Linked DNA regions of Mus musculus: all the other regions are linked to region 3. The links are chromatin loops, found by intact Hi-C in ENCODE. Cell type or tissue: heart. All regions are shown on one strand. Region 1 overlaps Usp10 (ubiquitin specific peptidase 10). Region 2 has its middle 2.6 kb from the start of Cotl1. Region 3 holds the start of Atp2c2 (ATPase, Ca++ transporting, type 2C, member 2). Region 4 overlaps Atp2c2 (ATPase, Ca++ transporting, type 2C, member 2). Region 5 has its middle 6.8 kb from the start of Klhl36. Region 6 holds the start of Meak7 (MTOR associated protein, eak-7 homolog).

What was found. A loop is a pair of places that touch in the nucleus more often than their neighbours do. Peaks named below come from ENCODE experiments on the same cell type or tissue, not always from the same donor. Only the 100,000 strongest peaks of a DNase experiment are listed, where the experiment ranks them.
Region 1: a loop joins it to region 3, with 4 times the contacts of the local background. A loop is called at or near these places in 14 of 42 quality-filtered maps.
Region 2: it touches region 3 in a loop (4-fold over the local background); 24 of 42 quality-filtered maps call a loop at or near these places.
Region 4: a loop joins it to region 3, with 2.2 times the contacts of the local background. A loop is called at or near these places in 16 of 42 quality-filtered maps.
Region 5: it touches region 3 in a loop (2.9-fold over the local background); 24 of 42 quality-filtered maps call a loop at or near these places.
Region 6: a loop joins it to region 3, with 6 times the contacts of the local background. A loop is called at or near these places in 36 of 42 quality-filtered maps.

The regions. Positions count from the first base shown.
Region 1 is chr8:119,925,893-119,930,892 of GRCm38, reverse strand. All of the region lies in intron 1 of Usp10 (ubiquitin specific peptidase 10), which reads right to left. Among named protein-coding and RNA genes, the nearest start is that of Usp10, 18 kb to the right of the region's middle. In heart, CTCF peaks have their summits at 2,987 (motif pointing right) and 4,187; no DNase peak of the experiment used is centred here; H3K27ac peaks cover 168 bases.
Region 2 is chr8:119,840,630-119,845,629 of GRCm38, reverse strand. No RefSeq gene overlaps it. Among named protein-coding and RNA genes, the nearest start is that of Cotl1, 2.6 kb to the right of the region's middle. In heart, a CTCF peak has its summit at 1,973 (motif pointing right); DNase peaks (open chromatin) are centred at 779 and 4,329; H3K4me3 peaks cover 897 bases; H3K27ac peaks cover 1,166 bases; H3K27me3 peaks cover 235 bases.
Region 3 is chr8:119,696,437-119,701,436 of GRCm38, reverse strand. It overlaps Atp2c2 (ATPase, Ca++ transporting, type 2C, member 2), which reads right to left and starts at 1,428. Exons shown (of 27, transcript NM_026922.1): 1 at 1,180-1,428. The coding sequence starts at 1,272. In heart, a CTCF peak has its summit at 2,278; a DNase peak (open chromatin) is centred at 2,286; H3K4me3 peaks cover 1,508 bases; H3K27ac peaks cover 1,633 bases; H3K27me3 peaks cover 3,889 bases.
Region 4 is chr8:119,746,183-119,751,182 of GRCm38, reverse strand. It overlaps Atp2c2 (ATPase, Ca++ transporting, type 2C, member 2), which reads right to left. Exons shown (of 27, transcript NM_026922.1): 16 at 3,468-3,569; 17 at 2,872-3,028; 18 at 1,989-2,159; 19 at 1,313-1,410; 20 at 1,172-1,222; 21 at 1-23. Among named protein-coding and RNA genes, the nearest start is that of Meak7, 30 kb to the left of the region's middle. In heart, no CTCF peak of the experiment used is centred here; a DNase peak (open chromatin) is centred at 2,731.
Region 5 is chr8:119,853,019-119,858,018 of GRCm38, reverse strand. No RefSeq gene overlaps it. Among named protein-coding and RNA genes, the nearest start is that of Klhl36, 6.8 kb to the left of the region's middle. In heart, a CTCF peak has its summit at 2,077; a DNase peak (open chromatin) is centred at 48; H3K27me3 peaks cover 448 bases.
Region 6 is chr8:119,777,128-119,782,127 of GRCm38, reverse strand. Meak7 (MTOR associated protein, eak-7 homolog) reads left to right here and starts at 3,712. Exons shown (of 8, transcript NM_028883.2): 1 at 3,712-3,768. In heart, a CTCF peak has its summit at 2,580 (motif pointing right); DNase peaks (open chromatin) are centred at 427, 2,597 and 3,667; H3K4me3 peaks cover 1,854 bases; H3K27ac peaks cover 1,945 bases; H3K27me3 peaks cover 790 bases.

The DNA of each region.
Region 1 (5,000 bases), 230 kb before region 3:
TCCTATAACCAAGTAAGTAGAAAATACTCTTTTATTATGCAAAAGCGCTGTTGGCGGGAAGAGTAACAAGGAGACCACCCTGAGGCTACTGAGCTGTGTCTACTAAAACCATGGCAAACCCTGAAGACAAAGCTGTCCTCTCCCGTTGTGCACACATGTCCTGGGCCACAAGCTGACAGTGGACAGAAGACAAAGCTGTCCTCTCCCGTAGTGCACACATGTCCTGGGCCACAAGCTGACAGTGGGCCGCCGTCACGTCACGGTGGAAACACTGAGATCCCACACAGTCCAGAGTTTTCTCATGAAATGCTTTCTAACTCAGCCTCTTACCAACTGCAACATTAGCCAATTGCTCACAGTATGAGAAAGCTTATATTAACATCACTCACAGAACAGTGTGTGAGAAGGAAACAGAAGACCCACAGTATGAATGGTGAACACCAGACTAAACTCAAATCACTTATTAAAAACTTCAACTGGTGTGTTTAGTGGCAGAATCGATGTATATAGCAACCAGGAGGTTTTAAAAACTAAGAAACTAAATGCTGACGTCTTACTTCCACAGAATTCCATCCCATAAATATGTTACTCAACGTATAGTTAACATCCTCAAGGAGCAGGGGTGTGGTTAGTTGTAAAGCACACGCGGGCCTGACATCTATGGGAAGTTTCTAAATCCCATTAAGAGAACTATGGTGACAGACAGGGATGGATACAGTGAAGCCAATGAAACTCAGAGACACCAGAGAGACCACACCTCCCTCTCAAGGGAAGCAACACTCAGAAAGCCTTTTGGGTCCTCTTAGGGATAAGAACTAACTAACTAACTAACTAACTAACTACTAACAATGTAGGAAAGATATCTATGGATGAGAATTAAATCAGTGTGACTTGTTAAAGTTATGGGTGTCTCTGACCTGCCTGATGTGGGTGCTGGGAGCTAAACCCACCAGAGCAGCAAGGGTTCTAACCACTGAACCATCTCTCCAGCTCAGAAATGTTCACTTACATTTCACTTGGAAACACACTTTCTAATTTGTTCACATACAATCCATTTTTTTTTAAAAGAAATGGTTAATTCAGAAAGGGCTAAATCTTGGAAATGTGCAGTCTGACTGCAGAACCCAGGCTCCCTCCTGGAGGGAGAATCAGGTGACAATCTCTCCTGGACTTTTCACTTGGTTCCTTATTTGGTGTCACTTGAAAAAGTCTGCCAGAGTGCTTTTCTTGCAAATAATTCATACCAGGACATGGTGGCCTTTGCCTTTAATCCAGGCACTGAAGAGGAAGATGGGTATCAGATTATCTAAGTTCAAGGCCACCTAAGAGGGCCTGTTAAAGACAGACAAACTGCTGATCAAAGAGCCCACCCCCGCACACACATGATGCGAAATAAAAATGCACATATTTGTTCAAAAGCTCTGGACTCATGACCTAGCCGGGTCTGACAGAGCTCTGGTAGTGTTGTTAGTAGGGTGTACTATTTTAGAATTTTTCTTTTTAAATCATGTTTTATTCAAGAAACTGACTAGGAGCTGGAAACATGGCTCAATGACTAAGAGAAGATACTCCTGAAGTTCAATTCCCTATGTCTGTGTGATGTCACACAACTGTCTGACTGTCTCTATCACATTACATTCTTCAGGCCGCCATGGGCACCAGGCATGCACCTGTTACACAGACATACATGCAGGCAAGACAGAAACTAAGTATAGGATGGCAGTATAGCGCTTGGGAAGCAGAGGCAGGTGGATCTCTTGAGTTTGAGGTCAGCCTGGTCCACAGAGTGACTTCCTGTACAGCCAGGGATGTGTAGAGACCACATCTCAAAATTCAAAATACAAAAGGGAAACTGTGTGGGTATAAAGAACAGAATTCACAGGTCATGCGTAAATCCACTGCTGCACAGGCACCACTGTGTGTGTGGTGAAGACCTCAGTTATATCCTGCTGAGAATCCATCAAAGGACACAGTAGGGCCTGTTAACTGGAGCTATGCCACACCAAACATCATCTGGTGACTGACAAGGAGACAGCAGGGCTGCTTGCAACTCCATCCTGACTCCTCCCTTCCCACTGGTTCCTGTGCATCAGTGAATCCCATCAAGACGCACACAGCACATCCCCCTGCCATGAGATCTATTTTCATGAGGTATTTCAGTGAGCCATTACACCAACATATACAACGTCTTGCTTCGGTTTTGTAGCTGAAGCCAGCAGGCGAGGTTCTAACATCGGTGCACTGGATACGCTAGTTCCAGGCAATCCAATGCCTTCTTATGGCCTCCAAGGGTACACATGTTGGCAAAAACACTGTGTGTGTGTGTGTGTGTGTGTGTGTGTGTGTGTGTGTGTGTAAATAAAATAAATATGAAAAAAACACTTAGAACTTCCCGGGATGATTCATGGACCATGTTAAGCGCAGATATCACATGCCATCCCTTTTAAAGGCTTTACAGCCATGCACACCATTGAGAGATCACTCTAGAGATGGCTCAGCAGTTGAGAGCACTGGTTGCTTTTCCAGACGACTGGAGGTCAACTGCCAGCAACCCCAAGGTGGCTCACAAGCATCCGTAACTCCAGTCCCAGGGGGTTCTACTTCTGATTCCTGAAGAGCACGTGGTCCATAGACACTTGTGCAGGCAAAATACCCACATAATAAGTTAACTAAATTAAAAATACTGGGTCGTTCTGAAAAGGCCTTACCATTATCACAGAGTGCTTCCTATCGGACACATTTTAACAGTTTACATTTCTAGGAAGGTAAAAAGGGAAATTACAATATGCTGATAAACTGCAAAAGGCAGAGAAAGCTCCTGGGAGTGGAAGACAGGATTTACAAATTTAAGAAAAGACAGGGAAGAAAGACCAAGACAAGACATTCTGCTCAAAAATCTTCTCTTCCCAGGGAAGGCGGAGAGGTGACCCAGGCTCACTGCAGAGTGCAGACCAGTATCACAGGACACTTGAAGACTGCCATCTGTGTGACACTAGGGGGCACTGGAGAACAGCATTCCTCAGTCTCTAAGCTTCCAAAGGGGCTACTGAAACTCAACGGAGGGTGTGTTGGCTGACCTAAATTAACGCTCTTTACCTTTTGAAAAGGTCCCTGGTAATATGAGGTGGCTCTGAAACAAGTAATCAGCTAACCCTTTGCTCTTTTCAGTAGTTCTCAGTATCAAGGGAGATGACCAAACCGGACAGTTACCCACTGCAGTGCACAGCTAGGCAAGCAGCCTCTCTACCTGGGAGGTCAGGGCCATCATGTGAGGCAACAGAGGCTGTGAGGGAGCAAAGCCTCTCTGCAGAGGACGAGCTCACCCGCCAAAGCTCCAGATTTCTCACCAACTACAAGAGCTCCTGGGCCTGACTAGGAGTAGGAAGCCATGGGTAGGACTGGGGAGGTGGGGGTGGGAAGATGGGGGTGCCTGGCATTGATGAGGCTCTATGCTGTGCCCCAAGCATGGCAAACACAAAACAACACAAGCAAAACACAAGCATAAACAAGAAAAGAGAGAAACATGGACATGCACACATCACACCAATACCTACCTGCTCAACACTCTAAACCTTAATCGAAAAAAGGCCAGCACTGAAAAGGGGAAGTAAGCCAGGCACTGTGGCACACCTTTAATCCCAGCACTTGAGAGACAGAGGCAGGCAGCAGGTCTCTGAGTCAGAGGTCAGTCTGGTCTACAGAGTGAGTTCCAGGGCAGCCAGGGCTACACAGAGAAACCCTGTCTCAAAACAAACAAATATTGGGATGGGACCTAGAAAGATGGTTCAATGGTTAAGAACACTGATTCTTCCAAAGGACCCAGTTCAATTCCCAGCACCCATATGACAGCTCACATCATCTATATTAACTCCAAAGCTGGGGCTTCTGACACCCTCACACAGACATACATGCAGTCAAAGCAACAATGAACATAAAATAAAAATGATTTACAAATTGTATTTAAAAAGTCTACTAGAAGCTGGGTGTGGTGGCACACGCCTTTAATCTTAGCAGAGGCAGGAAGATTTCTGAGTTAGAGGCCAGCCTCGTCTACAAAGTGAGTTCCAGAACAGCCAGGGCTATCCAGAGAAACCCTGTCTCAAAAAAAAAAAGGTCTGCTAGACAGTGGTGGTGCACATGCACACTCAGGAGGCAGAAGGTGGCTCTGAGTTTGAGGCCATTGTAGTCTACAGAGGGAGCTCTAGGACAGCCCAAGGCTAGACAGGAAAAAAGTCTCAAAAAGAAAAAAGGGGAAGATGCTAAAGCCTACACTAACCAAGAAACCACTTACAATTGGTAGCTGCTGGGGAAGAGGCAGTCACTTTCCCCAGAGTGTCTGTCACTGGGTCCACCAACTACTCAACCCCGTGCCTAGGCAGACTTGGTCAGCACAGAACAAGTTCTGTGACTGGTTTGCTTGTTTGTGGTTTTTGTCTTAGTTTTTTTGTTGGGGGGTTGAGGGGGAGAGAACATGATGTTGGATAGGCAGGGAGGTGGAGAGAATCTGGGAAGAGAAAAACATCAAAATAGAGTGTATGAGGAAAAAAACAAAAACAAACCATAAAAAAGTCAGAGAGTAAGGTAAGGCCAACTGCCTGCAGCTCCGCTCACATGGGACGCACAAGCTTCCCAGGGTGCGGGGAGGGGGACAGTGTCACCACTGTCCCACACAGGGCGGTAGTAATAAGCCTCAGACTGAGTTGTACCCAAAGGAAATGCATTGGGTTGCTACACATTTCAAGGTCGATGCTAACTGGCTTCAGTAACAGCCACACTAGACAAATCACACTCTGGAGAGAGTGGTGTGATAGCTTGGGGGACACCTGAAGGTGACACTGCAAGCCGGGAGTTTCACTGATGTCACAATTCCCCCAAGTGAACTGGTGAGACTGAGGATAACGTGAGCAGATACTGAAGACTCAGGACATCAACCCTCAATGGCTGTCACAAGGCAAGCTAACTGCAGGCTGGTGAATGTTACAAAGGGCAGGAGCTACTTC
Region 2 (5,000 bases), 140 kb before region 3:
CTCAGGTCTGACCATCCTGCAGCTGGCTGAGCCCCCAATATCATAGCATCCTAGGAGTCATCTCACCATGCCCCTCTTTAGATGTTATGATAATGTGCCGGCAGCAGGTGGGACTCTGCCACGTCGGATTCTACTAGATCTATGTAAAGGATTCCTCAAAGACAGGCTTCAAAGCAAATGGCAAGGAGACTTCCCACAGCTGCATAAAATCTGCGAAAAAGGAATATGGTCCTTGCCTGAAGTGTAGAGAGCTGTATCTTCAAAGTGAAGCCATGTGGGCACCTGCTACAGGGGTTGAAATCAACCTCATTTCAAAAGAAAAACTAAACAAAACAAAAACAAAACACCTGTCTTGTTCATGGTTGGTGATGCCAATAAATGGACATATGGTTTCCTCTCCAAAAAAAAAAAAGAAATTACACTTTAAAAAAATTTTGTGTGTGTGTGGGAGGAGGGGCACATTTCAGGGAGAACACAAATTATTTATTTTATTTCAAAGTTATCTGAAATGGGCCTGCCAGATGGCTCAGCCAGTAAGGGGGCTTGCTGCCAAGCCTGAAGACCTGAGTTTGATCCCCAGGACCCACACGGTGGAAGAAGAGATCTGACTCCCACAGTTGTCCTCTGACCTCCACATATGCACCCTGGAGCATGCCCACGTGCCTTCCACCCATGCACCCATAAAATAAACATGTCAAATGTCATGAAAAGACTCTGAGGTAGGCTTGGGGCTGACGCCTGCCCAGCCCTTACCAATACGCAACCTTAACCTTTGTGCAACCCTTGGGCTTCCACCCTGGGCTTCGTCGGAGTGGAACATAAGTAACATTGCCAACAGCCAAGAGCCCCAAGACTGTACTTTCAGTTCCCACTTAGGCAGCTTAATCCTTCCGACATTCCTGAGAGCCTCTTTGTAAAGCGTTGACAATTGGTGAGATCAGCTCAGGTTATAAATAGCCCTGCCTATAAATATCTCTTCCCAGGGAGGCACCTGTCTCCAGGTGCAGCATTTGCCTGGGGAGGGAGAGTCGGGTGTATGCTATGCCAAGGTGGGGCTGGGGGGGGGGGAGTCGGGTGTATGCTTTGCCGAGGGAGGGAGAATTGGATGTATGCTATGCCGGGGGTGGGGGTGGGGTGAGGGGGGGTGTTGGGGAAGTCGGGTGTGTGCTATGCGACCTGGCAGGTCAGCAGAGGAGAAACTTTTTTTCTTTCAATTTTTAGCTTCAAGGAAAATGAGTCTGTCAGGTTTCTGCAGGGGTGCAAATACAGCAGTGGATTACAATGGATGTTGCTGGTTTGTTTTTAAAGTTTTGTTTGTTTGTTTTATTTATGTATGAGTGTGTGTGTCTACATGAGTTTGTGAATACCATGTGTGCAGATGTCTCTAGACGCCAGAGGGGGGCCGGAAACCCTAACACTGGAGTTACAAAGGATTGCTTACCGTAAAATGGGTGCTGGGGATTGTACAGGGATCCTCTGAAAGAACAACCAGTGCTCTTAACCACTGAGCCATCTCTCCAGCCCTTGGTTCTTGTTTTTGTCTCGAGACAGAGTCTCAGGTAGCCCAGGCTGGCCTTAAACTGGCTGTGTAGCCAAGGATGACCCTGGACTCCTGATCCTCCATTCTCTGCCTCTTGGGGACTAGATTTTTGAGCCTGATTTTTGTCAGAAGATCTTACTCTGTAGCTCTCTGGCTGTCCTGGAACTTATTCTGTAGATTCAGCTGACCTGAAATATATGTCTCCTGCCTCTTTTTCTGGGGTCCTGTGGTTACAGGTGCAGGTCACCACACCCAGCCAGATTACTTTGTGTGTTGTGAAATTCTATGGATTCCAACTGAGGTCAAGGATTAGAGCCCAGCACATCTTGTATGTAGTTGTTTTATTGATGTTTCCTTAGCTGAGCAGACAGATGGGGTTTGTACTAATTAGAATTACGGTTCCCTGGCAAACAAACCTTTTACATGTTCATCCCAGTAGAGGGCGCCCTCAGCAAGGAGCAGAAAGAACAGTTGCCGCCCCAGGGAGTTAATTCCGTTTACTCACTTAGGTGATTGACACCATGGTGCCTAGAAGGTAGAGCTAGAAGCTGTAAGGTTGACTTCATTTTATTGATAGTAATTCCTTCCTTCCTTCCTTCCTTCCTTCCTTCCTTCCTTCCTTCCTTCCTTTTTTTCTTCCTTCCTTTCCTTTGTTTTTGAGGTAGGCAGGATTTTGCTATGTAGGTTTAGCCAACCTTGGCTGGCCTACAATTCAGAGATCAGTCTGCCTTCTCTGTCTTGGGATTAAAGTCTATGTACCACCATTCTTGGGTCTTTGGTAGTAATGTCTTAAGAATAAACAATATATTTGCTAGGCAGTGGTGGTGCACGCCTTTAATCCCAGCGCTTGGGAGGCAGAGGCAGGTGGATTTCTGAGTTTGAGGCCAGCCTGGTCTACAGAGTGAGTTCTAGGACAGCCAGGGCTACACAGAGAAACACTGTCTTAAAAACAAAAACAAAAACAAAAACAAAACAAAACCCCCCAAACCAAACCAAACCAACTAATCAAGGAAACAAGCAACAGGGGCTGGAGAGATGGTTCAGTGGTTAAAGCCCTTGCTGCTTTTCAAGAGGACCCAAGTTCAGTTCTCGGTACCCAGGTCAGGCAGCTCACAGTCCCCGGCAACTTCAGTTCCAGGGGGTCTGATGCCCTTCTCTGGAACCTTTTCATGTCTCTAAGGTCATCTGAAGGCCTGGCCTGGTGGCACACACCTGTACTCCCTGCATTTGGGAGGTGGAGGCTGGACCAACAGTTCAGGGTTATTCTCTGCTTCATAGTAAATTGGAAGCCTGCTTGGGCTACATGAGACCCTTTCTCAAAAAACAAACAAACAAACAAACAAACACAAAAACAAAACACACACACACACACACACACACACACACACACACACGAAGGGGAAAATAACCTAATCATCAAGGTGTTTGCCATGGAAGCATGAGGTCCTGATCTGAACCCCTGAACTCACATTTAAGAAATAATGCCACACAGTGGCTCTGCTTATTATAATCCCTGCACTGGGGAGGTTGGAGAGCAGTTGCAGCCCTGGGGTTGAATGGCCTGCCAGACTTGGTAAGCTCCAGGCCAGTGAGAGACCCTGACTGACAAGACAAGACAAGGTGAAAAGCATCTGAGGTCCTCTGCTTCACAAGGTCATAAGGGAGGGACACACACAGATAGCCACTGAACCTGGCCGGTCACACATGTCTTTGCGATTTGAGTGGAAAAAAGTTTTCATGGGGTTTTGTTTTTGTTTGTTTTTTTTTTTTTTTTCATTTTGAGGAAAGTAGTATTTTTTTCTTGGCAGCTTTGCCCCAATTGTGTGTGTGTGTGTGTGTGTAGTTTGTATTGAGATAATTTCATGTAGCACAGGCTGGCTTCAGTTATCTATGCATCTCAGGATGACCCTGAATTTCTTGATTCTCTTGCAGACAGCTCCCAAGTACTAGGATAATGGGTGTCTATCACTATGCTTCTTATTTATTCGAATATATGTATGTGGGGTGTGTGTGTATGCATGTGTATGTGTACACATGTGTGTGTATGTGTGCATGTATAAAAGAGTGTGGTTATATGTGTGTATTAAAGATTGTAGTGTGTGTGTATGCATGTGTGTGTGTGTGTGTGTGTGTGTGTGTGTGTGCGTGTGCAGATGCCTACAGAGGTTAGAGGAGGACATCAGATTCCCCTGGAGCTGTAATTACAGACATGGGTACTGAGAAAGAATCTAAAGTCCTCTAGCAGAGGATAAACCATCTCTCCTAATCTGAGACAGGGTCTTATTTTGTAGCCCAGGCAGGCCTGGAAACCAGTATGCAGCCCAGCCTGGTTGTCAATGTATAACCCTTCTTTTTTAACCTCTTGAGTTCTGAGCTGCCTGGTGAGGTACTGTGTCAAGACTTTTTCTTTTTTTTTTTTAAGGTGAGGTACTGAGAGAGAGAACCTGGGACCTCACAGATGCTGGCTCTTTGGGCCACACCTTCAGGCCTAAGGGTTTTCCTATCCCTTATACATGTTCCAGATCTTTTCAGTTTCTGTCTATGATCCGTTTTAGTCAATAGCAAACCAACAGTGACCTCTTTTGATGCCCGCCCTGGTTTCTGTACATCATTTCAGTTAAGGCTGAAGGCACCTGCTGAGGCTCCCTGAGGCTCGTCTTACCACGGGGAGAGAGCAGTCCTCTTGATAAGGTTTCAGAGCTTGCCCTATGGCTCGGGGCTGAGAATTACAAGCAGTTCTAGAGCTGGGCCTCCAGGGCCAGCCTTTCACCTGCCGGTAGGACAGATGGTAGAGGAGTAGTGAATGAATGACCCAGTAAGGGGGTTAAGGATGCCGCCCCATCCCGCCCCAGCACCCCACGTGACTGCAGATAGCCAGGCTACAAAGTCAACAGTGATTCTCTTTCCAAATGAAATGCTTCCTTCTTTCCACTTCTTCCCTTTCCAAATCCAAAGAGCAAACAAACACTGGGTTAGGGGCGCCAGCCTTGGCCAGCCTGGCTCATCTGAGTGCTGACTTAAGTTATTCTTCTGAAGGAGGGGGAGGGGTGGAGAGCTCTGCAGCCCAGCTCACTGGTAGAGGGAACGAGGGAGGAAGAGAGAATAAGAAGATTCGAGGGAAGATGCAGAGGAGAAGGAGGAAGGAGGCCTTAGGGAGGAGGGAAAAGGGGCTTGGGGTGGGATAAATAGGAGAGATGAGAAGGCGAACAAGGTAGAGGCTGAAAGAAGAGGAGAACAACGGCGTAAGGGAAGGAGAGGAATGGAGGGAAGGAGAGAGGGAAGGAGGAAGGAGAGCGAGATCGGAGAACACAGAAGGTGGTGGAAGAAGCGAGGGGCTGGGGCCCACGGAGTGGGGAGGGAAGAAGGCGGAGGAAGGGAAGACGAGGAGGAAGGGCCCCCCTCCAGCCCTCCGCGGAGTTGCGCAATCCGCACAGACTGGGATTGGCCGCCGGATGTGCGA
Region 3 (5,000 bases):
GTTCACAGCCCTAAGACCAGAATTCTTACATCAACACCAACGCGGACACATACAATAACCTTTGTAAACAAATGTATAGTTATCTAAAAACCACACCATCAAGTGTTTTGACCATGGCATTCCTTGGGAGAAAATAAAATTGAAATATTACAAAACATCTTCTGTTGTTACAAATTTAACCTAGACCCTCTTCCCCCTCGGCAAGACAAGACTCCCTGGCTAGGTGGCCTGAGAACTCCATGCCCTTAAAGAGCACAGGTCTCAGCTCCCCATGGACAAGCATGGAGTTCTGGGTGTGCTGTGAGTTTCCACTCTCAGCCTTTACAAAGCTGGCAGGGGTGGGGAGCTGTGCTGGCTGGACCCCAACGGCACCATCAGAGTCACAGAAACAACGTTATGGCTGTTGGTCCTGTAGAGAAACTTCTTGCACTGAAGCTCTGTAAGGTTAGCCCAGAAGCTACCTTAAGGTTCAAAGACATTATACCATTCAGAGTGGGGTTCTGGTTTGCTTTTTAAGAAAGGGTTTCTCTGTGTAGCTCTGGCTGGACTGAAACTCACTATACAGATTAGACTGGTCTCTATCTCAAAGATCTATCTGTCCCTGCCTCCCAAGTGCTGGGATAAGAGGCATGTGCTACCATGCGTTGGCTCAGAGCAGCTTTTTAAAAACCACATTGATGTGGAGGAAAGCCCTCTACAGGAGCCCTACTAAACAGCTTCAAATTTCAATTTTCACTCTTAAACTTGAGCGGGATTTTGTGTGGCTTTTTTGTTTGTTTGTTTTTGTTTTGGGTCCACATCCCTTTCAATCCCGGCAGCCTTTCTGTAAAAGTTCACGCAGCTGTCTCTCTGGGTAGAGGAGTTTAAACTCCCCTGAATCGGAGAAAACGAAGTTAACTTCTGGCTAGGTGGCCTGCTAACTCCATGCCCTTAAAGAGCACCGGCCTTAGTTTCTCGGTCCCAAAATGGGCTGGCCTAACCAAGTTAATTGCTGAGTTCTGCGCCTTGAGCCTGGTGGAGCTGCTTACTTCGAAGCTAGGTTCTTTTCAGAGTCAACTGAGGTGCTGAGAAGAATCTCAGAGTCCAGTGATCCACGGGTTCCCAGGGGTCAGATACAGAGTCCCAGGGGACAAATGTGGGATCTAATTCCACGCTTCATACCAAATCGCCCAGACTCACCAGGGTCTCCACCTCGTCCCTCTCCAGCGCCTTGTACCGGTGGTTCTGGCCCAAGAAGGCCAGTTTCTGCAGAAACTTGAGGCGTCTCCCCATGGTGAACTGGTGTCCAGGCTGCTCCACAGCCGGCCGTGGGGCTGGTCGCAGTCCCTGCCCGCGTCCCTGGGGCCCTAGCGAGGCCGCGGCTGCTGCGCGCCCAGGCTTCCCGGGCGGCCAGGTTGCCGGGGAGCTGTCTACCTGGTCCCCAGGTGAGCTCCGCCCCTGGGCAGGGCCCAGCAGCTCCGCCCTCTGCACGCCTGGCCCGCCCCGCTGGCGCCAGGACCCCAAACTCCAAGGGTCAGCCGCAGCGGCTCAGGAAGGATCAGGAAGCCTCTGTGTGGTCTCAGAGCTCTGATTCTTGTCCAAACCTGCCAGAGCATAAGAATCGCCTGAAAGGGAGAAAGTCCTGAGTTAAAAGCCTTACCTGGGATAGAGCAGCTCGGGGCCAGTCAAATCATCTGGCCTCTCTGAGCCACCTGGTCGCATCTGTAACTGAAATAAGAGCAGAAAGCTGAGACAGCCTTACCTACACCTATGTAGATGCGCCTTTGGGAGTACGGAAACTGGGGGTGCCACAGCCACTTGTGGAAGATATGTTTACCTGTAGAGCACACTCCTCTCTTTCTAATGATCAGAACAGCACCCCCTGTCCCAGGAAAACTGGGGATCCAGGAAAACAGTGTGATCCGGAAGGGCTCAGCACAGAGCGTGTTTGCATCGGCAGCACACTGGTACCCTGTAACGCGGAGAGGGGTGTCCTACACTTCGGGCTGCCCAGTGCGTGCTCTGGAAAGCTACAAGGAAAACCCTCTACGGGAGCCCTACTAAGCCGCTTCAATTTTCAATTTCACTCTTAAACTTGAGCGGGATTTTTTATGGCTTTTTAGGTGGACCAGGGTCCCTAGCTCCACGGAGCAGAGGTGGCCCTGGAGAAGGCTGGGTCATGCCCCATCCTGGGTTTACTTTTGACCTCTGGCAGTTGATCAACTGACTGCATATTTGTTTGTTCGACTAACCTGTCCCCTTTGCGCAAATAGTTACCACGTGCCTCACTGGCTCCCCCAGGCGGTGGCCACTGCCGTCCTAGTCAACCTGACTGGACGCTTTAGTGGGCTTCATGTCCCCCCTGCATCTTTCTCTCTTAACAAAGCCAAAGCACTTCCATCATCCTGCCGCCCATCCCCCACCACGATGCCTGCTCCCGCTGTGAGGCCCCTCCCCCAGCAGGAGACTTCACCCCGCCCCCCACCCAATCCTAAAAAAAAGGAGGGAAACTGGACTTCCTCAGCTTTGCAGTCCAGGCCACGTCCTTCCAGACATGTGTGACCTTGGGTGACTTTACCCTCCTCTCTCCACCTCAGTTTACTCCTCCGTGAGGTGAGTTGGCATCCCAGAGGAAAACAGCACCAGAGAGCTGGTTTGAGAGACTGCCTCCAAAGATGTGGACATGGCAGGAAGACAGGACCTGAGAGAGCAATAGGATGAACTGCCTACTGTGCGTGGAGGGCCTGCAGGGTAGACACTGAGAGAGTAGAGACCCACTGTGTGCAAGTGGGGGGAGCTTCAGGAGCAGAAATAGCTCTGAGTATAAGCCAGGTGTCCCCTTGTGGGCTGAGTATAAGCCCACTGGTGTCCCCTCATGGGCTGAGTCTCTGAGAGAAGGGTAAAAACATATTCTGTGGGCGCAGAAGAGAAACTTCCAGAACAAATGCCAGGACCTGCTTGCTGTTTTTGCTGGTGCGTGCTTGTGCAGAGAGAAGTCTCTGCCACTGCCTGGCACGGGCACCTGAGCTCTCAGGAGAGTCTGTGGTTCTTGTGGAGAACACGTGGGAACTTGGCTCCGTTTTCTCCTGGGTCTTCTGCAGTTTGCCTCCTGTGATTCTAAGAAAGGATGCTCTGGTGAGGAGGAGCCTCTCACCTTCCCGGGGCATTGTTGATGGCACCAGATTCCGGCTGCAGCAGCAACGGGCTGGTTAGCTAACACCTCCCCTGCGCAGCTCAGGCTCCTGGATTCCATCACCACAGCCGTGCTCCTGCTGGATGTGTGGAAGTTGGAATTTGTGGGCAGGCATGAGAATGAGCAGAATGTGAGAGGGGACACTGTGTGGTAGATGTCACGGGACACTCCCCCAAATGAAGCAGATCATGGAAAGATCAGCACGGCGACTGGAGGTGACTGGGTGGGCACACTCAGGCTTGGGAGACTAAGGTTTGCATTGTGATGAGAAAACGTAGCTGGCGGACACGCTTCTGCTAGATTTTTATTTCTGAACCCTGATCGCTGCCCTGCAGGCCACGTTCCCAGGCCTTCTCCATGCATAGCACTGTGAGCTGCGTGCGAAGTGTGCTGTTTGTAAGCTAACTCTAAGTTTGGACTTTCTGGTCCCGGGCTTTCTATTGGCAGCCATTTGATTGGACATGGAGAGAGGGGCTTTGACATTCCTTCCTTTCTGCCCCTCTGAGTCCACTCTCCCCACATTAGTGTGCCCTGCTGGCCTCTCCCCACCTCTCTCCTGCTTGATGCTGGCTTTTTGAGGCGAATACTCTCTGCCTTTCATCTTTACCTTGATCTGGAGTAAGCTGGGCTCCTGTGCAGATGTCCTCAGCATCTCTTCTTGTCTTGTCATCTGACATACCACAGTCACCCCTACAGACTCCAAGGGTGTTGATTCTTCCTTTGACAGGTTCTATTTCATGTCTTTCTTCATCTTGGAAGACTCTAGAACTCACTTTAAGGAATGTCCTCAGACAAAACAGCCACCCCACCTGGGAGCCCCTGGGGTGTGCAGTTTGGAGCTGGCCCTGACAGCTGAGCCAAGGGCGGGGCCTAGTCAGAAGCATGTAGCCTTTCTTGAAATGTCTGCTCTGGACACCTTGAGCAACCAGTGAGGTCACCCTGGTCAACTCCCTTCACTCTCTCCTTGAAAGTGGAGTCCTTTCATTCTCTGTGAATTCGCCCCCAAAGAATGCATCTTAAAAAGCAGGCTTCACACAGTCTCAAGGCACCTGCAATTTATTTGGTCATAAACTGCACTCCCAGGAGGTGTCCTTCTCAAAGAAGGCGCATTGCACACAGGTACCCTCTTTGAAGAGGAATTCTGGAGACACATTTTTAAGTGGTAGAAACAAGCAGGAAGTGACACATTCTTGTACAAACAGTTGCGTGTTAGCAACACACACAAAATAGTACAACCACGGGAGTAGGTGTGGTAGCACTGGAGAGTTAGAGGCCAGTCTTGAGCTACAGTGTGAGACCCTGATTCTTCCCTACTTCAGTTAACCTAGATAATCCCTCATAGAGAGGCCCAAAACTTTGTTTCCATGGTGACTGTAAACCCTAGCATATTAAACATCACATCAGAGGGTGGGTCCTTATCTGCAGTGAAGATCTTCATAGCTGCACTGTCTGTAAGCCTCCAGGAGTAAATTCAGCCCGGGTGACGGGGTCCTTGCTGTGATGTGTTCACTAGAGAAGGGCTTAAGCCAATAGAAAGTCTATTAGCTGGCTGATGGCTACCCAATGTAACATTGAGCCTTTCTCGGGGCGAGATTTTTTTTTCTTTAAAAAAAAAGAAAGATTTATTTATTATTATATGTAAGTACACTGTAGCTGTCTTCAGACACACCAGAAGAGGGTATCAGATCCCATTACAGATGGTTGTGAGCCACCATGTGGTTGCTGGAATTTGAACTCAGGACCTCCGGAAAAGCAGTCAGTGCTCTTAACTGCTGAGCCATCTCTCCAGCCCCTCGGGGTGAGATTTTAAGCACAAAAACCATGTTCT
Region 4 (5,000 bases), 50 kb before region 3:
ATTGCCCCCGACTCCTGCAACGCCTGTGTGAAGAGCAGGCGGTGGAGGCTCACACGTGGCCCAAGGGCACTCTTAGACCTTTTCTGGCGTCCTCCCTGTTGTACCATGGGGCAGCAGACCACCTATCCTCCAGAAGCCGGGGCTAACTGGCCTAGTCACAGTGGCTCTACTGCAGGAGCATGGCCCTGAACTACTCAGCTCAGTTACTTTATCTACAAAGCAAATGACAGTCACCATCCTGGCCTCACGGGCTGCCGTGAGACCCCAACTAGGACAACACAGGTGGCTCGTCAAAGGCACTGTTAGCAGTAAACTAAGCCAATATTGTTGGGGCTAGCAAGATGCCTCATCAAGCAAAGCAGCTTTGTCACCAGTCTTGATGCCCCAAGTGTGATTCCCAGGACCCACATGGTCAGTAGGAGAGAATGGACTTCAACGGGTTGTCATGTGATTTACACACACGTGCACTGGGGCGCATGTGTACCCACATTCATATATATAAACCTCTCTCTTTCTCTCTCTCTCTGAATAGCATCTTTCTATGTAGCTCAGGCTATCTTGGCTCTCATGATCCTCCTGCCTCTGCCTTCTGGATACTGGGATGACAGCCATGAGCCACTATAAATTCTTTAGCACTAAAACCTAAACAACCCAGACCCCCCCCCCCAAACATCCCCCAAAGGACACAATGCAGCTACCAGAGAGCTGAGCAAACTTCCAGGAACAGATGTGGGGCAAGGCCTGAGACTCACAGGCTTCTGGCTGACAAAGAAAAACCAGGCCAGCTCCGTGTGGGCCACCTGAATATTTTCTTTTTACAGCATGTAGCTCCCCCTGCCTTTTCCAGTGTCTGTGGTCAGTGGACCCTGGCTTTCCCACAACCACCTTTATAGGGCCCACTCCTGCTTTAGCTGTGAAGTACCTATCCCAGGAGAGATGGTGCTTCCCAGCATCCTTGGTAGCTAAACACGTGATGGCAAATCCTGCCCTATAAGTGGGGATGGGTCCATGGGATACATGCAGCTGCCTAGAACCGAGAGAAGAAAGCTACAGCCAAGGCCAGCTGAGTAGCCTGCCCCTTGGATCAATCCTGTTGCTTGGCCAGCTGAGAGCCTGCCACCCCGGATGGTCCCACCCTGGACGGCCCGCCCCTGTCATTTGGCCCAGTTACCTTTATGATTTTAACCTTGTGCTTTGGGCTGGTCCTGAAGAACACAGACACCTGGCATAGGGAGTCAAAGAGCCATCAGTGGACATGGGCGATGGAGGACCCCCTCCATCCCTGCCCTGTCTCCCCCCGGGGGGAACCCACCTGCCTCACTCGGGCTGCTAGTGCACCCTGCTCCGTGCCTTCCACCTCCTCCCCGGACATAGCTTTCAGTTTCTCGTTGCACAGGCCGATGGTTCTTCCTTTGAGAGAGTCAGGGCTGAGGAGTGGCTCCCGGGCCTGAACGGTGGCCCTGACCCTCCCGGCATTTGACACAAACTGACTTTAGCCCGTCTTCACTATGTCTGACATAACCACGGTGAACCTACGTTTATACCCACGACAAGGAAGCTATGCAAGAATTGGCTTCCCTGAGGCCACACTTCTGGGAAGTGGTTATTACTGGCACCTGACATGACCAACCCCGATACTTTGGCCTGTGACTTCACAGCACCAGACCTTAGTGGGACAGAATCAACATGACTGCCCCAAACCATAATGATGGGAGGAGGCAGAGGAGGCCTGCTGGCCCACTGCTGATGAAGAGACTCAAGCATCAGATGGTCCTATGGCTTGTCAAAGATGCCCAGCCAATGGAGGAAGCCAGACTGGAACTACACGGTGTGGGATGTCACTTGTGCATTGACATCACAGCTGCAAAGCCTCTAAATACATAGTAGGTCCACCGTTTACATGTAGACTTTTCCCCTTTCGGACACAAGGCGGAGCAGGGAACACTGGGCACGAGGCCCCTTCCCTCCCTGCCCCTCACCCTGGTTACCTATGGCCAAGGCGGTCTCCAGAGCATCCCCTGTCACCATCTTAACCGACACACCAGACTCAGAGAGGACCTGGACCGCTTCCTTCACACCAGCCCTTGGTGGGTCGATGATGCCCACGAGACCCAGGAATGTCAGTCTCCCCAGCTCAGGTCCAGACGCCAGGGCCAGCACTGAGAGAGAAAGAAGGACAGCTTGGTGGGAGCTGGGGAGCATCTTTTGTCCCTAGCAAGCCCTACTGTGTCTCTTGGGGCAACACAGGCGCTCTAGACAGGGAAGGATGGGTGTGGACAACAACCTAGGTCACACAAGGCAGATTGTCCAGCTGCAGCCCCTGGGAGCTGTGGAACAGGCATCCGGGACAAAACCTTGCCTGCCACGGGTTCGGCGCTCACCCATCTGTCCCCGAGTAGGGAGGTGGAGGTATTGGGTAGGGTTAGTTCACTGCCTCTCCTGCCCTCATGAAATACAAGTATTACAGAGTGTTTTCAGATTTTTTTCTCCATCAAGGGACAGGGCAGCAAATGGCACGGGGGTTTTAACACCAGCCTGATGGGGAAGACATTGACCATGTAGCCAAGGAAACCTCAAAGTGGCCATGGAAATGACCGGTCTTCCTTCGTCAGAGTTCTAGGTTCTTGTGGCAGAAGGCAGGAAGTGAGAGAGTGCCAGAAATTAGTTCACCGTACAAACTTCCTATGCCCTAGAGAACATGCAAGCGATGCTCCCAGGACACAAGCCACGCCTGGATCAGCTGGGGTCCTGGGTGACTAGACGGTCCATCCTGACTGTGAAGGTTCACACTGGGCCTTGCTGTCAGCCCGCCCCTGCACTACAGGCAAACTCCAAGCCCCAGTGAGCACGAGAGGGAGACATGACACCAACCCCGCAGGCCAAGCGAGCCCATCTTCTTCTCTTCCTGCTGGCAGTAGGACTTCTGCTGGGGTGTCAGAGGCAGGGGGATGCCCCCATTGTTATACATGCTGCAGTGATGGATCACTTCCTCAAAGGCCCCCTTCATGAAGTAAATGTCTTCCCCATCCTTGAAAAGAAAAGGGAAAAGAATCCACCCACTGTCACTGGGTGCTTCCTGCTGCATAGACAGCTGCCTCATACTAGAGCCTTTACCAGAACCCCCAAAACACATAGGGCCCCGGGTCTACACCTGGACTTTACAATGCAGGCTAGGAGGAGCCTGAGACCAATACATTGTGGCTGGATCAGGGTCCCCATTGTGACCACCATGGGTCAGAATGCCCAGTTCATGACTGTCATCTTTCTGTTTAGAAGTTCCTGGAAGGTGTAGGGCATCACCCCCCACCCCCAAAACGCCCCTTCCCCTTGTGCCTTATTTTGGTTTGAGGGGAGAATGGCATCACAGGCACAGTGTGCTCCTGTCAGACACTGTGGCAGGAGGTCCCCGAGTTCCAGGCTCGTCTGGGCCCCTTCGTGAGACTTGTCTCAACAAAAGCTAAGCTTACCTCGCTCTTCGGGCCGCACCTGACTGCCATCCACTTCTGCTCTGAGCTGAAGGGAATTTCCTTTTTCCGTACATAGGAATCTTTGATGCTGCCTAAGTTCATCTGGGGTGCAAGAGGGGATGCTATCAGGGAGTCATCCAGAGCCAGGCTGCATGCTAAGCTTTGTCTGTGTGAACCAGCGTTCCAACGACAGAATCCCAGGCAGTAGCTATGGGAAGGAAGGCTGCCTGCCTGCTTTCAGAGGTCTCACCCGGGGAAAACAATTTCTTTTTCTCTGGTCCCAGAACTAAGCCTTTGCTTCAGCTCCTTTAGAAACTTCTGGGGAACAAAGACATTTGGGAAGGTGTGGCCTGGGGCCTGCAGGGCCATCACTGTGTGGTCTTTGGGGCCTGTTGTTCACCAGGTCAAACTCAGTTTTCCAAAGTAAATTGGTGTTAGCTGCATATCTCATACACTAGAGATAGTGTTTGGAAGGGGAAGAATTTCCAAAATTCCAGTAACAGTGGTAGACATGGGGGTGATTTGGGGAAAGAGGCAGCCACGAAGACCCTGGTCCCCTACTGACACTGGGCCTCACATTGTAGTCCTGGCTAGCCTGGGACTTGCTCTATAGACCAGGCTGGCCTTTTACTCACAGAGATCTGCCCAGCTCTTTTCCTCAGTGTTGGGATTAAAGGCATATGCCACCATACCTGGAACGAGTTCCCCACCCCCTCAAAGCACAGATATGCCTGCAGCCCCCATAGCAGTGAGCGATGCTGTCCTCTGAGAAGGGCAGCCATCAGCATCTTCATCAAAGAAGTGTCACTCATCCCAAGAGACCCTCAAGATGGGACCTGTTGACATTGCCTCAGGAAGAGGGGTAGGGCAGGCCTCTGACCCTTACCTACTCATCTGGAATTCTAGCTACCTCCTCAACCCCACCCCAGATGCAGAGGGGACATGCTAGACTATGTAAGGGGCAGAAGGTTCCCTGCAGGGGCCATACCAGATCAGGGGTGGGCTCTACCTCTGAAGCTCAGAGGATGTCACACTCATGTTGGAGTGGGCTTTGCAGGGGCGTGGCTGTTTGGGGGGTCACCATGCTACTTAGAACAAACCCAATGAACTCAATTAGTGTTGGAGTGTGGCTCAGTCAGCCGCAACGCCCTGGGTTCTGTTCTCAACACCTAACACTAAGTAATGAAATTGTGAAGGTGATGTAAGAGAGGGGTGGACAGATGTCTAGGCCTGGGGAGGTGGCTTTGCAGGTGAGAGGCCTTGCTGTGCCAACATGAGGACGTGAGTTCAAATCCCCAGCACCCGTGTGTGCTAGTCAGTGTTCTCTATAGGAACAGAACTGTTAGAATCAGTATAATGACATGAAAAAGGAAGAAAAGAAAACACAAATATCTGCTTAATATATGTGTGTATATGCACACACACATTCTTAACAGAGCACGGCAGAACATATGACCCTTGTTTCTATATCTGGTTATGTGACCTTAGCTGGTATTTAGAACTACCTCCTGCTGTGACCCATTCTGTATTTCC
Region 5 (5,000 bases), 160 kb before region 3:
GAGGGGTAGGAAGACACCAACCAGCCTGTGCAGAGGCCTGAAGGAGGAACTGAAGCTGCTGTGTGCGTAGTGAATGAACATTCCAACTCCAGCATGTTACCACCGAGGTTGCTCACCCGCTGGTAGTGCCCACAGCCTGGCATGGCTCCCTACAATGTTTCTCTTTCTGTTAGGCAATAAAAGACTAAGGTTTGAGGACTCGGGACCTCAAGGTTGCCACCCTTGAACTCTCTCCCAGCTGAGCAGGTTGTCATCAGTAGCCCAGATCCCCCATCACAGCCGTTTACAACCTGGAGAAAATCCCTCACAGACTGCTGTGACATAAGGACAGCAAAAGCACTCGCTAGAACCTTCCTTCACTAACAACCCCTCTCCTCCCCTGTGGAACCTAAAGCCAGGGTAACCTTGACCTTGCATACACTTTACATTCTGGAATCTGGCATTAGTCTTTGGGGGATCAAACTCTTAAGCTTCTAGCCGTGCTATTCAGAGTGGCTGCCATCAGCCACCGGTGGCTATTTCTAATGTCAGCTTTAATTAGTTAAGGCTTATCTAAAATTATAAATTCAGATTCCCACGCAGTAGCCACGTTTTAAGTCCTCAGTAGCCACATGTGGCTAGTAGCTGTCATATGGGACAGTGCAGAATCCAGGGCGCTTCTGTCCTTCCAGAAAGTTCTATATGGCATGATGCCCTAAAGTAGCCCTCAGCAGCTGCCTTACTTGGAGCAAGTTACTTACTGTTCTACAATCTAGGTTTCCTCATCTGCAAAATGGAAATTCAACTACTCCTCAGCAAACATTTAACTAAGTGCCTGCATGGCTAGGTAGTATTTTAGAGCCTGGGGTACAACATCAAATGACACAGGTATAAAAAAGCCTCAGTGGACAGACCTTTTAGAGGATGGACTGTGGCATCCACCTCTGAGGGGTAATTTAAGGATAGAAACAGACATGAATAGCACTGGGCCATACCCATATCCGCAGCAGGTTGTGTGTGTGTGTGTGTGTGTGTGTGTGTGTGTGTGAGAGAGAGAGAGAGAGAGAGAGAGAGAGAGAGAGAGCTCATTGGTTAAGAGCACTGACTACTCTTCCAGAGGTCCTGAGTTCAATTCCCAGCAACCACACGGTGGCTCACAACCATCTGTAGTGGGATTGTATGCCCTCTTTTGTTGTGTCTGAAGACAACTACAGTGTACTCACATACATAAAATAAATTAAGTGGGGGGGGGCAAGAAGACATGAACACATGCTAGTACAGTTGATGTGCTTAATAAATGCTACCGCTATTATTATTTGGCTTAAGAGGCCCAAGCCAGCCTGGAATTCAGTCCTTTTGCCTCAGGCTCTAAAGGAATGAGATTACAGGTGTTTGTTACTCTGCTTAGCTGAGCTGCTACTTGCTAATAATTTCCTACTGTTTTTGCCACTCTGGACAGTAAGTATGTAATACCCAGGTTTCCACTTCCTAGTCTGCTTCCATGGCAGACATTGCTAATTGATCATTGCACTACCTCCCCCCCCCCCCCACTTCTGAGGTAGCAAAGGGACTCTTGGAACTGAGCATCAGGCTGTACTGACACATACTCCCCAGGGCTCTCAACAGGCCCTGTGAACTTCACCTCTGCTCTCCTACCCCAAAGTTCCTGCCCTGCATAATCCCGGAGGCTGAGATCTCTTACGTTCTAACTGTAGAGTTAAAGCTTTCTTCTTGTCCCTCTTTAGAAGAAGCAAGCATGCGGCTCATACCTCCTCAGCTGCTTAGCTGCTCCTCTGCTGGTTCTAGTCCAGTCACTGGCTCTTGGCTGGCTTGTTGGGGGTGGGACTCTGGCTGCTTTCTCTTCAGGTGTTGTGGAATCAGAGGTGGTCTTCTCTCTTCTTCCGGAAAGAATGGACCATGCCTCAGCTGGGCAATAAGTATTGGGCAAAAATGGCTGAATGCTGTCAGCCTTGTATCTCAAGTGGCCGGGAGACAGATGCTGAGCACTGTTGCAATCGGAGGAGATAAGGAAGGACAGAGCTGGCCCTGCTCCCTGGGAACTGAGGGAGGCAAGAGCACAGGGTTCTGAGGAGCCTGCCTCCTGCAGGAGGAGCTGCCCATCTACATCCTGACCCCTTGAAATGCCTGGCCTGGCTCCTCTTCTCCCCCATGGCCTGGGCCAACTCCGCAGGCTGTCCTGGCTGAACCTCCGGGCATCTAGTTCTGTTGGTTACTTATCCAGTTACTTATTCAGTATACCAGGCCTTAATGACCATGGCATAAAGTCAGGTTGGCTCTATTTAAATCTCGTTCTGCCACTTGGCAGCTAGCTGTGTGGCTTTGGGCCAGTTACAGAGAAAATATTTTTTCTGAGGTAGGGCTCTCTAGCTCAGTCTGTCTTCCACCTTGCCATTTGACTAAGACAGTCTTGATATGCTCTACCTGTTTCCACCTCCTCAGTTCTGGGCATACAGGGGGTGTTCCATTACTTCTGGTTTCTCGGTAGTGGGCATGAAGCCCAAGGCTTCATGTATGTTAGAGGTAAGCTATAGCCTGGGGGCAGTGGGGAGTCCAGCTTAGCTCAGTGGTGAGTGTCCAGAGCGCAGAGGGACCTTCTGTGGCACAGCTCATTAACAATGGCTTGCCTCCATAGTGATTCTTTTTTTTTTTTTTTAAAGATTTATTTATTTATTATATGTAAGTACACTGTAGCTGTCTTCAGACACTCCAGAAGAGGGCGTCAGATCTCGTTACGGATGGTTGTGAGCCACCATGTGGTTGCTGGGATTTGAACCTTCGGACCTTCGGAAGAGCAGTCGGGCGCTCTTACCCACTGAGCCATCTCACCAGCCCCATAGTGATTCTTGATGACAAAGACAGTCCTTGCTTGTCCAAACTGTTCATTCCTGAGGAAGATGGTGCATATAACTTACTCAGGGTGGACCAGAGATTAAATAGCTTTTGCAGGAAGAAATGCTTCTGGGAAGGGAAGCTTATTAGCTGAACCCTCATGGTGGCCCATCTAGATACCTTATTAGCGTGAAGAATTCTGGGCTCTACACTATCTGACTAGGTGTCACGGTGGTCACTTGCATGCTCCAGGACAGGGACCAGGTAGAGAGCAAATTCAAATGCCCACTGTTCTTCTCAATCATGAGAATTGCCGTGGCTTCTCAATCTGCTCGACCTTCCCAGTTTTCTGTCTGCTGGCATGGTTCCACTTGTCCCACACACGACTGTAGGAAAAATGACACAGAGAAGCAGACAAACTAGAGTTCAACAGGCTGCGTGCGACTGCTTTATCAGAACAGCGAGGGGCCCTGACCCTCTCCCGGGATGAAGTTGAACACAGCAGGAGAAGGGTGGGTTGGTTTTTGTTTGTTTGTTTGTTTTTGTTTTTGAGACAGGGTTTCTCTGTGTAGCCCTGGCTGTCCTGGAACTCACTCTGTAGACCAGGCTGGCCTCAAACTCAGAAATCTGCCTGCCTCTGCCTCCCAAGTGCTGGGATTAAAGGCGTGTGCCACCACTGCCCAGCTGGGTGGGTTGTTTTTGATACCCTGGTATACAGTTTCTGTAGCCATTCTTTATAGCTAGGGACTATTGCTCAGGACAACCTGACTTAACTCCTCATCATCTGGGGCTGTTACTCAACAATAGTGAGACTCTGTTTCTAAACAAACAAACAATCACAGCGCCAACTTTGAAGGTTCCAGGCTCATTTCCCACAACCCACAGCAGGCTAGAGGCCGCTGTCCAAGCCCTAGCCGATCCTGGGTTGAAGCCATGCACCTGCCTCTTCTTTTCACAAGTCTCTGACTTATTTAGAACAAAGGAGAATGGCCTCCTGCCCTCACAGCCTGGGTGGCCTCAGCCCTTTCAGGCCTCCTGCAGTCTTAGCTGAGCTCAGGCGACCTGGGGGCCTTTCCTATTGCTCCACTCCTTTGGCGACAGGCTGAGGCTGGCCTCTGGTGGAAGCACCTTTTTGCTGGGAACAATGAGTCTGACCCCCTCTCCCCCACCCCTTCATTCCTTCACCCGAGCCCTCCCTGAGCGGGGGTTGGGGGGTTGGGGGGCTGGGGGGGGGCTGGGATTTTAGGGCTCAAGTTCAGTTAATCTGGAAAGTGCAAGAAACACTGACTGGGCTGTGTGGGGCTGGTGACAGGGAAGGAAAAGTATCCTAAGTGCTCAAGTCAAGCCGTCACCACTGAGGGACACGGACAACTTGGGTTGTCCCCAACCCACCCAACTTTATCTGCATTCGAAGGCCCTGCCTCAGTTTCTACTGCCCAGATTAGGGCAACCAGAGCTGCCAGAGAGGAAGCTACCACTGTGGTTTAGTCACATGACCCAGCTTTAACCAATCATAGCAACCGAGCCCTAGACTAGCGTGGGCTTAGTTAGAAGAGGACCTTAGATTCCCAGGGACTGGAGTTACAGTGTTGGGTTCGGGATGGAAGCCGAGAAAACTCACTCACTTCAGAGACAGAAGCTTAAAAATAGAAGTTTCACTTTCTGGGCGCTCAGGGAGGTGGCCAGTTAGGCCCCTCCCCGAATTGCGTCCCCAAAGGGAGACTGTACAACATTTTTATAGGATGGAAAAGCAAAGCAAGGGGGATCAGGGTGGGATGTTGCATTGGCCCATCGTATTTTGAAACAAGGTTTAAACAAGGAAGTTAACATTGGTGACTTATCCGGGTCACCTGGTTTCAGGGTCCTGATTCAGCTTTTGTGTTCAGGTCCCCTCCTGGATGCGGCCCTGGAATTTGGAATGGTGAGGGAACAAGGAGAGGGCAAGCCGCACACAGTCAATTAAGTCAAGATGAGCAGCACGCGTACGACTCGTGTGCCTTAGCGTGGATAACGGAACGGCAGCATCTTCCCTGTTGACAGCCTTCCTTCACTGGTTAACAGACCAACTGGAAGCATCTGAAAGAACAGGATACGAGTTGGGTTCCTGGGCCTGGGAACTTGAACTCAGCTTTGACCTGCCAGCAAGGAGGAGCTCGGTCTTGAGATGGGTG
Region 6 (5,000 bases), 81 kb before region 3:
TTACATTCCACACTGCCTTCGAACTTTTCACATAGACAAGGATGACTCTGACCATCCCTCCTCTATGCTCACAGTATCAGGAGCTGGGTTCTCCTGAGATGCTCTCATCTCTAGGTCCTTGTCTTAGGGTGTTACTGCTGTGAACAGACACCACAATCAAGGCGACTCCTATAAGGACAACATTTAATTATAGCTGGCTCACACGTTCAGATTTCAGTCCATTATCATCAAGGTGGGAGCATGGCAGCATCCAGGCAGGCATGGTGCAGGAGGAGCTGAGAGTTCTACATCTTCATCTGAGGGCTGCTAGCAGAAGACTGGCTTCCAGGCAGCTAGGATGAGGGTCTTAAAGCCCATGCCCACAGTGACACACACACTCCAGCAAGGCCACATCCACTCCAACAAGGCCACACCCACTCCAAGGCCACTCCTCCTCCAGCAAGGCCACACCCCCTCCAGCAAGGCCACACCCACTCCAAACAAGGCCACACCTCCCAATAGTGCCACTCCTAGGGCTGAGCATATGCAAACACTCACACTCCTGGACTCAGTCCCATCCACAGAGGTCGTTGGCTATGGGAGGTGACATGCATATAGGAGCTAGGGATTAAGGCAGAGCCATCTTTGAGAGCATGCAACTTTGCTCTGTCTGAGCCTGGCCCAGGTCTCCCTCTGCCTCTGACCTCATGGTCTGCTTTGGTCCCCTCCTGCTGGCCTTATGCTCCCAGATTCCACATGGCTGGTGGCTTCCCATTGAAGCCAATGGGCTCTCACTATTTGGCTCCTACTGCAAAGGTCCCTTCATGGACTAACTCTAGGCAGCAGGCGTGCCTGTCTCACTTTGAGCAGTTGGTCACATCCTGATGGCTAGGTGCTGGCACCTGCTGAGGGGACAGAGGCAGGGCTGACAGGTGCCTTTATGGGAAATAGATAAGAAAGTACAGCCAGACCAAACAGTCACAGAGGTAATGGAGACGCAGAAGACAGCTCAGGGGTCACGGAATGGGAAGGTCTGACTGAGGCAGTGTGAGACTGTTTGGCTCAAGGGGGGAGCTGGGCAAGGAAAGGCTGAGGAGTTCCAGGCAGTAGCTGAGGCTGACTGTCATGAAGGGAGGAGGGCAGCCCTGGCTGACATTAGAAATTTGATAGCAGGTGAGTTTGAAAAAAAGGGGGAGGGGCATCTTATGAACCTCAGAAGGAAGCCTTGAGAGTCTTTCAGGGAGGGTTGTCATGGTGACAGTTTTGTTAGGGTGGCTCTGGCCACTAGACACAGAGTTAGGATGGCAGCCGGCCAGGCAGGGTGGTCCAGTGGGCAGAGCAGTAAGACATATGCAGGCAGCGGCCAGGAATGAGGGTGCAGGGAAAGAGACCTCTCCCTACAGTTTTCACACCTGGCTCTGATACCTTGAGTTGTGATCCTTGTCCTACGTAGCAGAATTCTCCTGCCAGGGCTCTGCCCAGCAGAAAGATGTCCGTGCTGGGTTACCTGCTTCAGAGTGGGAGAATCCCAGGACTGAGCCATTCTCAGATGCCTTTCTCAGAGGTTCCTGACACTTCGAGTGAGTCCCCTACTCACCGCGGGGAGATCTCACAGGACCTCTAGAAGCAAGGCTGAACAACGCCTGTCATCCCAGCACCCGGGAGGTGGTGGCAGGACTTAAAGTTTGGAGACACCTCATCTCAGAACAACAGCAAACACTGAAAAACCACAGGGTCAGGCTCAGTGGGTAAAATAGCTTGCCACCAAGTCTGATGACATGAGTTCAATCCCAGGCACCCACAAGGTGGAAGGAGAGATTCAACTCCCACGAGCTGTCCTCTGACATACATGCTGTGGCATATGATGTGACAGTAGCTACGAGCTCCAAAAATCCAAACCCACAGAGCATTCCCTTCTCTGGAAATGACTGCCAACCCACCATGTCATGTTACAATGGAAAGAGCCCTCAGTTTGGCACCAGGACTGCCTCTGTCCCAGCTGTGTGTTCCTGGGAAAATCACTTAACCGCTCTGAACCCTAACTCAGCATAGGGCCCTGGCTTCCCATTATGAAAGGCCTGGAAAGGTGGTTGAGCCGTGACAGGGAAAGTAGCATGCTTGGATGAACTCTCAACCCTAGACATCCAATTGGATCTTTATAACCTAACTGGTTTCTTGCTAGAAGCCCCTGAACCTCAGCTCCTCTCCATGTCACTCGCCCAACCTGCAGCATATATCCACAGCCACACCTCCGTCCTACCCTCTCCCCTTAGTTTATACATGCCAGGTGGGAACTGAATGAAGGAGTAGGCACTAAGGGGAGGAAAGGAGCCTGACACATTTTCATATGTCACAGACTGGTGACCCATGATGCCCTGGAGGACTCAAAGGCTGTCCTGGCTGCCTCAGCCTCACTCCTCCATGATGGCCCTTGTAGCCCAACTTCAGCTCGAGGCTCTGCCCACTGACTGGTCGTTTTCCTAGGGGCTCATAGGAGGGTGGTGGTGGGGGATCAAGTCAATTCAAGGTGTCTTGGTGTTAAGATGGCCGTGGAATGTTGGGAACAAACGCTAGGTGGAGCTTGGCTGAGCGAAAGGCAGATGGCTTCTGGTGGACATGTGACTTCAATCCACTAGGGGGAGCTAGCTGCCCGTTTTCTTTTGCTGTCTCTCTTCTACTCGCCTTTTCAAAACTTCCACTCTCTGTATCCCAGGCTGGCCTGGAACTCACTGTGTAGACCAGGCTGGCCACAAACTTGCAGCAATGCCCCTGTCTAAGCCTCTTGAAGTGCTGAGATTACAGGTGTATGCCACTACACTCAGCCGGGCTGGTGTCACAATAATTAAATAATAATACTAATAATACTAATAATAATGTGTGGTGTTTTGCTTTATGTGCACCGTGTGTGCAATGTCTCTGGAGGCCAGAAGAGGGCGTCGGATCCCCTGGAACTGGAGTTACAAGCAGGCCTGAGCTGAAGTGTGGGTTCACCTGTGTCCTCTGTTAGAGCAGCAAGTGTTCTTAAGGACTCTGCCACCTCTCCGGCCTCTGGTGTCATTTTTCCAGCTACAATTTCAGACAGCAGCTTCTGTTACTTTGGGGGGTTGGGAGGAGTTCCTCTGTGCCACTCGGACGGTGGGGTTTGCAGGCAGCGACAGTGGGTTCGTCTCTGCTGAGAATTCTGGGACCTACCTCTGTTGTGTCTGTCTCCGACACCAGAAAAGGCCCGGTAGGGCTGATAGCAAGCTATCCCACTCCTGGGGACAAGACCGGCCGGCATCTGCTTCTGTGTGTCAAGTGCTCTATTGGCTAACGCAATGGACTTCAGGAGGTAAGGAGGTCAGATTTTCCACCCTAGTTCTGGGGGGCGAGTCCCAGCTCAGGCCTTCTGTTCACAGTGCCCCTGTTCCCAGCCTCCCACATTGCTCCCTTCTATCCGCTCCCTGCATTTAAACCCCCTGATCCGCTTCCAGCCCTTCAGCAGCTTCCTAGCACCTCCTAAAGCCCAAGTTCTCCTTCAGCCTTTGCAGAACCTGAGCAACTGTCAACCATCCCCAAGTGTTCCGCTGTTACAGGCTCAGTTCTTCGATCCCAGGCTCCGCCCACTCCCCGTGAACTACAATCCCATTGGTTAAGATCTGACTCGGGCTCCACCTCTCAGTAGCCCTTTTCCAATTGGTGCTCATGACCGTCCGTCAGCGCCGTTGCTAGGGAAAGGGCTGGGCGACCCGGGCAACCTTGCTGCCCAGGACGTACCGGAAGGAGCTCGGTCCCTGTAGACCAAGGCTGGTGAGCCGGAGGGAGGGAGCCCGGGCGAGGCTGGGCATAGCTCAAGGAAGGAAGGAAGACCTTCGGGGTGGCCTGAGCAGCCCCCAAGGAAGCTACTGTCTCAGGCTACTGTCAGAGAAGCAGAGAGTGCCTGGGATGGGGTGAAGCTGGGCTCTGAAGGGATCCGTGGGCCTGCCTTGTTTTCCGAGACGAACCCAATAGAGTTCCTTCAGAGGCAAGCTCAAAACCAATTTAGGGGGAGGCGAGGAAGGTGCCCTGGCCTGCACTCCTGAGGGGGGCTGGGACAGATGGAGGGCTGCCAGCTGCAGACCCAGTAGGCTCCAGGACTTGGACATGGGCTTGGTGTGGCTGTTCTGATGGGGTGTTGACCCCAGGAACCAGACAGTGTGTCACGATCTCTTGGAGGCCCCATGGGAAATTGTCCGAGGCACACTCCAGCCTGCCACCAGGAGCTTGGGGCTGCAAAGAGCTGGCTCGCCACATTCTTCGTGACACAAGGAGCCCTTTTTATTCTCCAGGGTCCATCTGTGTTTGTCTTTGGTTTCTGGAAAGCAGAACCAGGTGGCGATGTTAAACGATTCACCCAAGCTTATTAAAGCACGGCAAGCTAAACTCCTTTTAAGACCATGGGTTAGTGACTTGGTGATGGGACTTCACTGTTGGGGAGAGGGCCCCCTCCCGAAATGGATCACCTGGTTGGGGGGAGGAGGAAGGACGTGTTTAGCTATTAGGGGCAGTAGAGTGTTGAGGATAGACTGTTGCGGAGACTGGAATGTTCAAGGAAGCTCACTGGTGGGTTCAGGAGACTTGGATCTGGTCGGGCAAAGGCTTCCCCTTGATTGTGCCCAGGTGGGAAAGCCCATTGTTATACAAAAACTGTCTGGAATGGCCACCTGTGTATGGATTGAGACTGTAGAGCTCATAGGCCCTGTGTGGAGAATGGTCAGGGCTGTGGGTGACCTTTAAAGGGTCTCTCCACATCCCCCCCACCCCCCCACCCCCGCTTTCTGATAAGAAAAATGGCTTTGATCCTTGGCAAGTGTCTCTTTTGGGTCACAAGGCTGATACTCACTGCTACAAGTGACCTTACAGTCACTGAAAGATGTCTTCACCTAAGAAAGGTGGACATAGTTGCCAGGGGAAAGCTACCCCATGGACCAAGGTGTCCCCATGGAGGACAGAACCTGCCCCTGACACATGCAAGACCTTTCTCCGGGAAGCTGACAGATTGC